Linked DNA regions of Homo sapiens: regions 2 and 3 are each linked to region 1. The links are chromatin contacts, found by Hi-C or POLR2A ChIA-PET in ENCODE. All regions are on one chromosome and are shown on one strand. Each heading gives the region's core, a stretch centred on a gene start or an enhancer-like site at or near the end of the contact. The rest is flanking DNA. Distances are from core to core; before and after follow the strand shown.

Region 1 (3,942 bases), core at 1,172-3,671:
ACTTTTTTTTTTTTTTTTAAAGACAGAGTCGTGCTCTGTTACCCAAGCTGGAGTGCAGTCATGCGATCTTGGCTCACTGCAACCTCTGCCTCCTGGGTTCAAGTGATTCTTCTGTCTCAGCCTCCCTAGTAGCTGGAATTACAGGTGTGCGTCACGACGCCCAGCTAATTTTGGTATTTTTAGTAGAGACGGGGCTTTGCCATGTTGGCCAAACTGGTCTTGAACTCCTGACCTCAGGTAATCCACCTGCCACAGCCTCCCAAAGTGCTGGGATTACAGGTGTGAGCCACCACGCCCGGCCATATGTAACTTATTAATTCTTCAACAAATTGGCAGAGTTACTGCTATTTCAAGTATTTTTGTTAAATTATCTAGAGCAAGACTGGCAAATGTAGCCTATGGAACAAATCCAGGCCACCAACTGTTATTTTTATAGCCCCAAATCAATGATATATAAGTACTTATATAGCTATTTAACCATGTAAGTAGTTATATGTTTATGGCTTAGTTGATAAGCCATGAATTATATGTTTATGGCCTACTTCATAAACATATAACTACCTACATGTTTAAGTAGCTATATAAGTACCTATACGATTATCATTGATATTGGTATGCTGGACCACAGACCTTAGACTATTTACTATCTGGCTCTTTGTGTGTAGTTTGCTAATCCCTAATACCAGGGACAAGTGTGGAAAAGTATGTAAGAGAAACTAATAAAATTTACAATTAACTATACATTAACTAATCGATTTAATTTGCTGTGAAGTGGACTAGTAATGTACTCCCATTTAATTGTCACTCCCTAGAAATTTCATGGAACTTTGAAAGTGTGATAATCCTCCAGAGGTATACTCAAACTAAAAAACAAATACGTAACACAAGAATGACTGTGGAACCACCAAAACATATCATGTATATGGAAATACCCAAAGAAACATTTTTCAAGATAAAGATTTAAAAACTCAGAACCATATATATATGTGTGTGGGTGCATATGCACGTGTGTGTGTGCACGCACGCGTGCACATGCGTACGTATCAGAAAGTCCTGAAATACAGGCAGAATGGCAAGTTCTAGTGTTCACAGAAACCTAAAATCAGGGGCCAGGCATGGTGGCTCACGCTTGTAATCGTAGCACTTTGAGAGGCCAAGCCTGGAGGATCGCTTGAACCTAAGAGTTCGGACCAGCCTGGGCAGCGCAACAAGACTGTGTCTCTACAAAGAATAATTTTTTAAAAATTAGTTGGGTGTGGTGGCACACACCTGTAGTCCTAGCTACTTGGGAGGCTGAGTGGGAGGATCACTGGAGCCTGGGAAGTTGGGGCTGCAGTAAGCCATAGATGTGTTACTGCACTCCAGTCTGGGCAACAGAGCAAGATTCTGTCTCAAAAAACAAAACAAAACAAAAAACAAAAACCACCACCACCAAAAAAAGCCTCCCTAAAATCTAAAATCACAAATAAAAACAACAAATACCAAACTGGAAGTCACAAAAACCATGAATTATGAAAGGCAAAGGCTGAATTTTCCAAGAAGAAAAAGAAGCTGAGATGTGGAAATAAGGAGATTACAAAAATGGTGAATTGACACTCAAAATAATCAATTGTTTTATGGGGCCTCACATAAAATGTGAGGCTTATTCAACTACAGCAATGTAGTAAAAAAACCTATATAACTAAAGACCAGAATGTAATGGAAACCTTCAGACAATAGTAATACTTGTACAATTTAAACCAAAGCAATTCAGTATATGCTTTCAAATTTTTTTAAAAAATTATTTTGATGGCTAATTAAAACTTACATAAATACCATGACCACTAATCAAGCTACTGCTAATTCTTCACTTTGAAAGAGGCCCTAGAGTTTTCAGGGTATGGGGAGTAAGTACCAGGAATACCTCCCCCTACTTCTATTCTTTATAACATATTATTTATCCAGTTCAAACATCTATGAGAATTTTAATATGAAACCATTTATTTTAAATAAAACATTCTGAAAGCCTTTATTAAATGATGAAGGCAGCATCTTTACTATAAGAAGTTAGTCTGGGCTAGATAAAGTGGCTCATGTCTATAATCCCAGCACTTTGGAAGACCAAGACAGGAAGATCACTTAAACCTAGGAGTTCAAGACCAATCTGGCCAACACAGCAAGACCTCATCTCTACTAAAAAAAAAAAAAAAAAAAGAGGAAGTGAATCCGAAATGTTACCACATAGGAGGCAAGATCTGTTAATGCTGCTCTAGGACTTTTCTTAAATCAAAACAGTGTCCCAAATTCTCAACTGCGTGCTATGGTGTGCTTCTGAAATTCTACGCATATAGCAGAACTGTAAAGCTACAAAAGCTCCTTAAAAGCAATCTTTCTCTTGTTCTCTAGCAACCAAGTAGCCACGGCCCCTGTCATCCACCTCCCTACAGGCAGAACTCAGAACATCTCTGGTTAGGAGTTCATGTTCACTTGGTTAGAACTAGACACAAACAATGGGAAGATTCAAAGAAGAACCATTTATCAGATCTATGCAACTGGCCCACTATAAAACAATAAGGATCCATAAAGATAACTACTGATCATAGACAATGCACACCCAAGTGACAATGAGGAAATGCACTGGATAAACAAGTAAAAGTAAAGGTGGTCCACTTGATTTAAGTCCCTAGAGTTTGCAAGGATGCATAGTTAAGCCAATGTTGTGAGCTCACCAAAAAATCCATTAGACCAGATAACTTAAAAAAAAAAAAACTCTGAAATATCCTCTACAGATAGTACGGTTGTCTCAAGCCACAGTTGATTGCTTTGATCAATCTTCTGTTGAATATCCCATAATATATAAACAAAACAAATCTACTATAAGTTGAATACCATGCAAAAGACTGAAGACTTCATGAGGTCCTGAAAAAGGTGTTAAAGAGCCATTTAATCAAATATAAAGTCACTAATGGATTACGACCTGAGTTAGAAATAGTAGGCTAAATCAACAAGATTCAAATGTGAAATACAGGATATATAGTATTACCATATAAATTTTCTGAGAAGAATACGCTAAAAAAATCAACAACTAATTCTTTGTTTACTCTAAGACCTAGTGAATAATATATAGTTCACTTTTTAATATTATATTCTTATTTTAATTTTAATTTTTGAAATATTTTTTTAAAATTCAAATGAAATATATTTTTTCCCTATATTTTCTGAAATCCTGGTTACTCTTTCAAGTAATTCATTCTAGGACGGATTACCCATAGATAAGAGGGATCTGAGTCCATACAGGAGTACTCTGGAAAGTGTGGAACCTCTTTCAAACTAAGGCGTTAGTATTACTTCGGTCTCTCTCAGACTGGGTAGAAAAGAAGCCTTCAGGTCATCTCTGGCTCACAGAAACAGCTTCAGAGAATGGCTATCAAAATTCATTCTAACCATAGAAAGAGAACTGCTTTTTAGGCTGTAGAGGCAGGGCAGGGGCATGGAAAAAGACGATACTGCCAGGAACAGGATGTTATAAATTAAATGCACATGTCCACTGATTAAAAACATTCCATACCACTAAGGAATAAGGTACCTTACAATATAGCAACCATGAAGAACAATTTAGAGCAATCTGGAAATACTGGAGTGAGGGAGCTAGAGAAGGAGAGACCAGAACACTGTACTCCTAAATTTTCCCACTTCTCACATCCACTCTCCTTGGCCCAATTTGCCTCTCCAGTTCTTATTCTTTCAACGAAACATTTGCAAGGTGAAAGAGGGAGGGCTGATGATATTGTTTAAACCCCTAGGTCCCCCATGCTCCAAATCAATCTATTCCTAGCCTTCTTAGATAAATGGGTTAATAAACACCACTTTTTGTTTCACCCGGTTTAAGTTAGGTTCTGTCACTTATAACAAAAAGAGTGCTGACTGGAATAAATGTGACCCACAATAAAACTTTTCCTGATC
Region 2 (3,851 bases), core at 1,213-3,712, 33 kb before region 1:
GAAAGTGAAAATAACCAAGTCAGCTAGTTTTTTTTAGCATTACAAGCCCATTTCATGAAAAAAAAAAAATCCAGATTTTTTCCCCCTCTAACACAGCTAGAATAGATGTCAGTTCTTAACAACAATGTATTTAAGCATTCTAGGTAACTAGCCTTTGGTTACATGATCATTCTGCCAAAGTGGCTTTTAGTTTTCTTATTCCCACCAGATAAATTAAGAGTAACTTTCACAGGGATACATATAAAACCAAGAAGCCAACAGTCAGCAACTTTATTACTGCTTGGCGAAATAACAAACCTTTTCTTCTATTATATGTGATATACTGCAGTTAAAGAAAAACTGGATACTTTTTTAAAAAGCTTTTCTATCTCAAATCTTACAAATCCAATTCATCTCAGAGAGGGCTACTATTTAATAAGCATTACTAAAATAATTTCATAATTGACACTGCTTGATCATTTATGTCTACAAACCTGAAACACCTTTAAGGTTGATACAGACAACTTTCTAATCTTGAGAGGAAAATTCATTTTGGATACTACCGTAAAGACAAAAGCAGTATCAGCTTATATACACCATGACTTTAATGTGCTAAATATACAAAAATAGTCTCTTTCATAGCATTTTACCAAAAAAACTGCTCAGAATACATGTTTTCATTTGAACAATTTTCCCTTCGTTTACTTTTTAATATTTTGATTCTTTTAAAAAAAGTTCTTTTTCCAATTACAGGAAGGAAATAAAAATAAATGCAACTCTTTTATGTAAAGTAAATCCATCTGGATGTTTGTTGCATCCCATACTACAAACCTGTGATCCCCAACCAGAATGAGTTATAGTAAAGCTGCAGGCAAAATTGTCTCCATATACCACAATCCATTATCCCTGTCAAGTTAATGTTCCATGTTGAGCCATATGGCATGGGTACACATTCAACAAAGGAAATTCCTTAAACTTGTTATAATCAGCACTTGCAGTCATCCAAAAAACTGACATAAACAGCTTTATTGTGTTTAGAGCATTTCAGTTAATATCCATGACAAAAACAGGAAACAGTACAGGAAAAGGAGGAGGAATGTGGGGGTGCACAGCTATTCAAAAAAAAAAAAACACAAAAACCCTCAAACTGTACATTTTATAATTAGATTTTTTTCCCTAAGCAAGTGATTTTCAATTACAGTAAGCTCCAACCTCTTGACAGTGATCCACTGGGCAAGATTTAAGAGAGAGGAAAAAAAAAATTAATGGCATCAGTTTTCCATGGTATGAGCAAATTTAAATCTTGAAGTCTTAATTGTATCTGATTCATATAAGCCATTTCTGGCAAAATAATGAATGATTTGAATTTTCATGTTTGTTTTCTTTCTACAGTTGTCTCATAATTGCTAAAATCTAATGGTGCTTCATTAAAAAAATAAGGCAATTTAAATAAAGAATCTTTATATGCATTAAGTGTAGGTCACAGATGAATCAAGGGCTCCCAGAAGCCTTTCGTACCTGGCACAGCCCTGCACATCAAATTCCAGTCAAGGTACAAGTAGAGCAGAACTTCATTTCAGCCCCCGCAGTGACAACAATAAAATGCTGAGAAAACACACTATCAAATACTGAACTCAGCATCAATTTCTGTTAATTACAGCCTTGTCAGCAACGTGATTATTCAAACAACTCATGCAAATGTTAATGAGGCCTTATTTGCATATTTATTTTTTCCTTTGTTGAAATGTCATTGATTATTACATTCTACTATGATGAATGTGGTTGATGATGTGCTCTGATATGTAATTAGTCATTAGGTGGAATGAATAGATCAATTATGAAAAAGGACTAAGATTAAGAAATATCAAACAAGACCGCCCAATATAACTATAGAATCTTTTAAAAAAAGAACCTAATAAATAATTTCTTGACATTTAAACTGCAACATCAGTAGTTTTCAATAAATAAACCACCACTCTTGTGAGGTTAAGTGAAAGCTTAAAAATACATCAGTACTCTGATAATCCAATTATGATCACAGAAACTATCTTTTAAAAAATTGCAAATCACTTCAAGTGGCATATCAAAACAACAAACAGCAAAAAAGAACAGATTTTGCTTTAAACTTGCACAAATTAGAAATACAGAAAGCGTAATCTATTATGAAGAGGAGGTAAAAATAGGTAAAAAGAGAAAAGCACATAACATCCTAGACAGAAGGAGTAGGAACCTGATGGAGAATGACTACCTTTACAAAAGGCAAGGTAAGCAAAAACAAACTCCTTCATATCCCAATTTGTTCTTAGAGGAAAAGGATTATTTAGCTTCTGAAACTGTTTGCTGTAACTATTCAGCCAGCACTTGCTATTCACAGATGGGAAAAAAAAAAAAAAACACATTACTGCAGACCAGATGGGAACATTCCACATGACCAAACCAATCAATCACCTCGGTGGGGCGCAGGTGCAACACAGCCGTGTAGCAACACACCATTTCACAGTCTATCGGGCACAAACACATGGCCACCAATCAATGGCACCCTGAGGACCTCGGAGGGGGCAGGCTCTCTGGAGTCTTACTGGTCCATGCCTGATGACTTCATAATCACACATCATTTCATTCACTAGAGGATACAAACTAGCATTCTAATAACCTTCTACTGAAAATGGTCATGTTGTGCATATTAATACAGGGTTGTTTCGAGTGAGGCAACTGACTTTACACGGCAGGCTAAGCAAGGCACGCAGTGCTAAAACAACCTGAAGCTAGAAACTTCTTCCTATTTGAAGATGGCTATTCTGTTCAGGCTCAGATCAATGGTAACATGATTCATTCTGCCACATCAAAGTTGGCATGCAAGGCTTGTATCCTACACAAAACAACTGTTAAACAATAGTATGAAACAAAGGAGGATGAAAGTAAAAATGGTAGTTGGTAATCTTGTATGAAGGATAAAAAGGCTTTGCATCCTTCTAAAATAACCTAGCTAAAACTGAATTGCAAATAAAAATTAGGTGACCATGAAAAAAATTTAAATGTAGAGTCACTGGCTTTGTTTTCCTCACATTCTCCTGGTGTGTGAGGGGTGACTCTGTATAGTGCATAATTACAAGAGAAGATAAATAGAACAATTTTCAGCAAACATTGCTATAATTAGACATAGGCAGAGCTCCATGATCTGTTAGGTAGCATCCACAGAGCTCTTGTCAGCTCCTTTTACTCAGAGAGGATGTAGGCAGGGATATCTTGGATAACTTAGTATTATGAATAACTGATTGACTATATGCCATGTACAGATGACACAATTTAAAAAGAAAAATCAGGAAAAATAGGTTTCATTCTTAAAAAAAGCAAACCAGCAAACTCAAATCCTTGGTGGGACAAGAATGGGCACACACGTGTTTAACCAGTAGATTTCTTTGATAATTCAGAGGGCAATTCGGCACCTTAAAGGTCCTTAGATTCCATTAGGAACATCAATCATCAGAGCCAGAAATCATGTGGAAACCAGTGTAACACACGTAGCTGAATCTGAATTGACCCTTTGACAACCCTGAAAGTTGACTTGGGTGATTAATTTTTGCTGCCAATATGTTTATTTGATCTCTCTCAAAAACAACATATAGAAAATCTAATTATTTCACATTTCAGATTAGGATGCTGGATACATAAGTATTTACTTGTAGATATAAATACTACACTTTGCACAAAAGGCTAATAGTGATTACATATTCTACAGTCTAAAAGAAAAAAATGTACACATTTGATGAAAATACGCCCACTACAACAGAGATTCCCTTTGGGAAAGAAATCTAGTGATTAGTCAAAATAAGATATTATTATTATTATACACTGTTTTGTTTGTTTTAGTG
Region 3 (3,867 bases), core at 221-2,720, 53 kb before region 1:
TTGACTATATTATACAATACTATATTGACTATATATATCTTAAATATTCATGCTTAAGGACAAAGTCTTAATTAGAAGAGAAAAAAATTAGATTCTAGGCAAAGAATTTAAAGGAAACTTTTGGATACTTTCAGAGGTTTTAAAATTCTTTATGCCTTTCATTTCATTAAAATTTAACGGCGTCACTCTTCTTAGCATTAATGAATGGGTAACTGGATCTCTTTGTATACATAGCCATAATCTGTTCACAACTGAAAAAAACAAAGATTCACCAAAGAAAGTATGCAAGATCCAGAAAAGGTGGTAGAGAGAGCTGAGAAGTCGAAACATAAAAGAACAGTCTAAAATGAATTTCAACAGAGTTTTAGATTTTGTAACATAGAGGAAAAAGGGTAGATATGTTTGAATATAATCTTTAGCCTGCCTATTCCTTGTTCCCTAAGGTTTGGGCAAAGTGGTTTTAGGGGAGCACCTTGGGTCTGATGGTCCCAAGTTTAGTAACTTTAGTAACAACCAAGATAGCTTGGTTGTTGTTTGAAGCTCACGGGGGAAAGAAGGGCAAACCATTTTTATTCAGTAAAAAGGAGCGCCAGGGTTAGCAGTGTGTAAACAGATGTTAAGTAGTTCACTATTTAAATGTTTTCATCTAGCGAAGACCCTATTCTTAAAATTATGTGCAAAAACCACTGGAAAACAGAGAATGAAAAAAGCCAAATGCTTGCTTCCTCTATCTCTTGGTATCTCTGTTTCATTTTGAAAATTTGCATTATATTACTGATATGGCTGGATTTAAGTCTGCCATTTTCTTACACGTCTACTATTTATCTCATTTGTTGTTTGTTCTTTTATCTTTCTCAAACTTCTTTTTTCTTTTCTTTTTTTTTTTTTAAAGACACAGGGTCTTCTTCTGTCACCCAGGGTGGAATGCAATGGCGTGATCACAGCTCACTGCAACCTTGAACTCTTGGGCTGAGATCCTCCCATGTCAGCTGCCCAAGTAGCTAAGACTATACCTGGTTTTTTTTTTGGAGAGACAGAGTCTTGCTATGTTGCCCCAGCTGGTCTGGAACTCCTGCCCTCAAGCAATCCTCCCACCTCCCCAAGTGTTGGGATTACAGGTATGAGCCACTATGCCCAGCTCTCAGCCTGCTTTTAGATTGAGCATTCCATTTAATAGCCACTATTGGTAGATAAGTTACATTTCTTTTTAATTTCTTAGCGATTGCCCTCAGTTTACAATATACATCTTTAACAGATGTTAAATCCTTCCTCCCATCTTTTAGATTACTGTTACATATTTTATAAAACCGACAATATAATGTACTAATTTTGCTTTAGACAGTTATTTCACAGTGTAATTTAAAAGGATGAAACGTATGTCTTTTATATTTACTTTCATTATTACCATTTCTGGAGCTCTCATTTCTTTGTATAGATCATGGGTTGGCACACTATGACTCATGGCCTGCTTCCTGTTTTTGTAAATAAAGTTTTACTGGAAAACAGCCATGCTCACTTGTTTATGTACTGTTCATAGTTGCTTTTGTGCTACAATGGCAGAGTTGAGTAGTTGTGACAGAAACTGTCTGACCCACAAAGCCTAAAATATGTAATATCTGGCTCTCTATGAAAAAAGTTTGCGGAGTCTTGGTGCAGATCCAAGTTTCTGTCTGGAGTGACATTCCCCCTGCTTGAAGAACTTACTCCAGCAGTTATTGTAGTCTGCTGGGAATGGATTTTCTCAGATTTTCATATATCTAGAAGTCTTTATCCTCTTTTTTAAGAAAATATTTTCAACAGATAAATAATTCCGGGTTGACACAGTTTTAAAAATTGTAATACATTAGAGATATCACTATCATCTTGCCTGCAAAGTTTCTGAAGAGAAGTCTGCTGTAGTTTATCTTTGTTGTTCTATACATGATGTGTTTTTTTTTCTGCCTCTGGTTGTCTTCAAGATTTTCTCATCTTTGGTTTTCAGCACTTTAAATATGTCTAAGGGAATATGTGTGGTGTGTGTGTGTGTGTGGAGGGGAGTTCTTGTTGTTTCTTAAGTCTTGCATCTATGGTTTGATGTCTTTCATTGCTTTTGGGAAATTCTTGGCCATTATCTCTTCAAATATTTCTTCTGCATTATTATTTATCCCTCTCATTCTGAAACTTTAAGCATACACATATTAGACTGATACTGTCCTGCAGCTCTGATCTTTTTTCATTTTTTTTCTCTTTGTGTTTTAGTTTGGATAATTTATACTGGCCTATATTCAAGTTCACCCATTTCTTCAGCAACTGGGTTGTCTACTGATGACCACAAAGGAATTATTTACCTCTGTTTTTTTTTTTATTACTACCATTTCAACTTGACTCATTATTTCCATCTATCAGCTAAATTCCCCATTAATTCATGCATGCTATGTTTCCCACTAGATCCTTTCAATATCTTAGCCAGAGCTATTTTCAAATCTTTGTCTGATAGTTCCAATAACAGGGCCACCTCTGAGCCTTGTTTTGTTAACTGTTTTGCCTCGATAGTTCCAATAACAGGGCCACCTCTGAGTCTTGTTTTGTTAACTGTTTTGCCTCTTGAAAGTATTTGTTTTGTTTTTCTCTTGCTTATGTGTGTGACTTATAATTTTGATGGATGCAGGATACTGTGGGTAGAACAGTAGTATATTTAGGCCTGGAAGTGGGTATGCCTCTTTCCATATAAGGACTTTAGAGTGAGAAATTCAGACAATCAGTTAGGAGTTTAGCTTGGTGTGACTGTTGCTGTGATGACTCTGAGTTTACCAGAGGCTTCCACTCCCTCTAGTGATCACCTGTTGTGCCTAGTGTTTAGCACGTGGCTGGGGTGCTGTAAAACTTTTCTGTTAGTATTTCATCCTCAGCTTATAACAGATGCTATAAACCTGTGCTTGAGAGTGGGTCTGTCCTCAAGCTTTTGCCCCTGCCCCAGTGGCAGACTGCTATTGCTTAGTACTCCTTAGGCTTGTGACGGAGGTAGTTCTCTGCTGTTTTAGTTCAGCCTCAGTACTTACAGAAACTGTGTGCTTGGGCCTCTTTGAAGGGTTCAAAAAAGTTAAAAGTTTGTAGTTTATCAGGCTTTTTTTTTTTTTGAGACAGAGTCTCATTGTCGCCAGGGTGGAGTGCAGTGGCACAGTGGCATGATCTCGGCTCACTGCAACCTCCACCTCCTGGGTTCAAACGATTCTCCTGCCTCAGCCTCCCAAGGAGCTGGGACTACATGCATGCGCCACCACACCCAGCTAATTTTTGTATTTTTAGTAGAGACAGGGTTTCACCATGTTGGCCAGGCTGGTCTCGATCTCTTGATCTCATGATCTGTCCTCCTTGGCCTCTCAACGTGCTGAGATTACAGGCGTGAGCCACCGTGCCTGGCCAAAAGCAGCATTCTTTATAGTTTTCCACACCCTAGATAGAAGCTGGAGGTCCTCTGATCTTCATTTTGGATAGTTTCTGTTTCTATGCCTACAAATTCACTGATTTTTTTTCTTCTGAAGTGAATAAGCTGCAGTTAATATCATCCAGTGTATTTTTCATTTCAGATACTGTATTTTTCTTCTCTCTAAAAATGACATTTAGGGGGCTGGGTGTGGTGGCTCACACATATAATCCCAGCAACTCAGGGGACGAAGGCAGGAGAATGGCTTGAGGCTGGGAGTTTAAGACCAGCCTGGGCAACATAGTAAGACCCTGTCTCTAAAAAAAAAAAAAAAAAAAAAATTGGCCAGGCATGGTGCATCCTTGCAGTCCTAGCTACTTGGGAGGGTGAAGCAGGAGGATCACTTGATCCAATAGTTCAAGGTTACAGTGAGCTATGATCGCTCCACTGCACCCTAGCCTGTG

Evidence for each region. Hi-C counts contacts between places; a loop is a spot of excess contacts on that map. ChIA-PET counts read pairs that join two places held with the same protein, here RNA polymerase II (POLR2A). Pooled maps may share reads with other maps.
Region 2: a loop to region 1 is called in a pooled map, with 2.2 times the contacts of the local background. The contact joins two enhancer-like sites. A Hi-C loop is called at or near these places in 5 of 168 maps with a recorded cell type or tissue (Caco-2, dorsolateral prefrontal cortex, endothelial cell of umbilical vein and 2 more), 1 of 37 single-sample maps with no recorded cell type and 5 of 50 pooled maps. POLR2A ChIA-PET finds 5 or more read pairs at or near these places in 9 of 52 experiments (A673, AG04450, GM12878 and 5 more).
Region 3: a pooled map shows a loop between it and region 1 (2.1-fold over the local background). The contact joins two enhancer-like sites. A Hi-C loop is called at or near these places in 1 of 168 maps with a recorded cell type or tissue (lower leg skin) and 2 of 50 pooled maps. POLR2A ChIA-PET finds 5 or more read pairs at or near these places in 2 of 52 experiments (activated B cell and activated CD4-positive, alpha-beta T cell).

What each region holds. Positions count from the first base shown.
Region 1 is chr15:57,098,675-57,102,616 of GRCh38, reverse strand. All of the region lies in intron 5 of TCF12 (transcription factor 12), which reads right to left. Among named protein-coding and RNA genes, the nearest start is that of SNORD13D, 180 kb to the left of the region's middle. Within about 2 kb of position 2,421, at least 3 of the 41 ENCODE cell types and tissues checked have a DNase peak (open chromatin) inside an H3K27ac peak, as active enhancers do.
Region 2 is chr15:57,132,147-57,135,997 of GRCh38, reverse strand. All of the region lies in intron 5 of TCF12 (transcription factor 12), which reads right to left. Among named protein-coding and RNA genes, the nearest start is that of SNORD13D, 140 kb to the left of the region's middle. RefSeq lists enhancers at 1,244-2,168, 2,238-2,952. Within about 2 kb of position 2,462, at least 3 of the 41 ENCODE cell types and tissues checked have a DNase peak (open chromatin) inside an H3K27ac peak, as active enhancers do.
Region 3 is chr15:57,151,019-57,154,885 of GRCh38, reverse strand. All of the region lies in intron 5 of TCF12 (transcription factor 12), which reads right to left. Among named protein-coding and RNA genes, the nearest start is that of SNORD13D, 130 kb to the left of the region's middle. Within about 2 kb of position 1,470, at least 3 of the 41 ENCODE cell types and tissues checked have a DNase peak (open chromatin) inside an H3K27ac peak, as active enhancers do.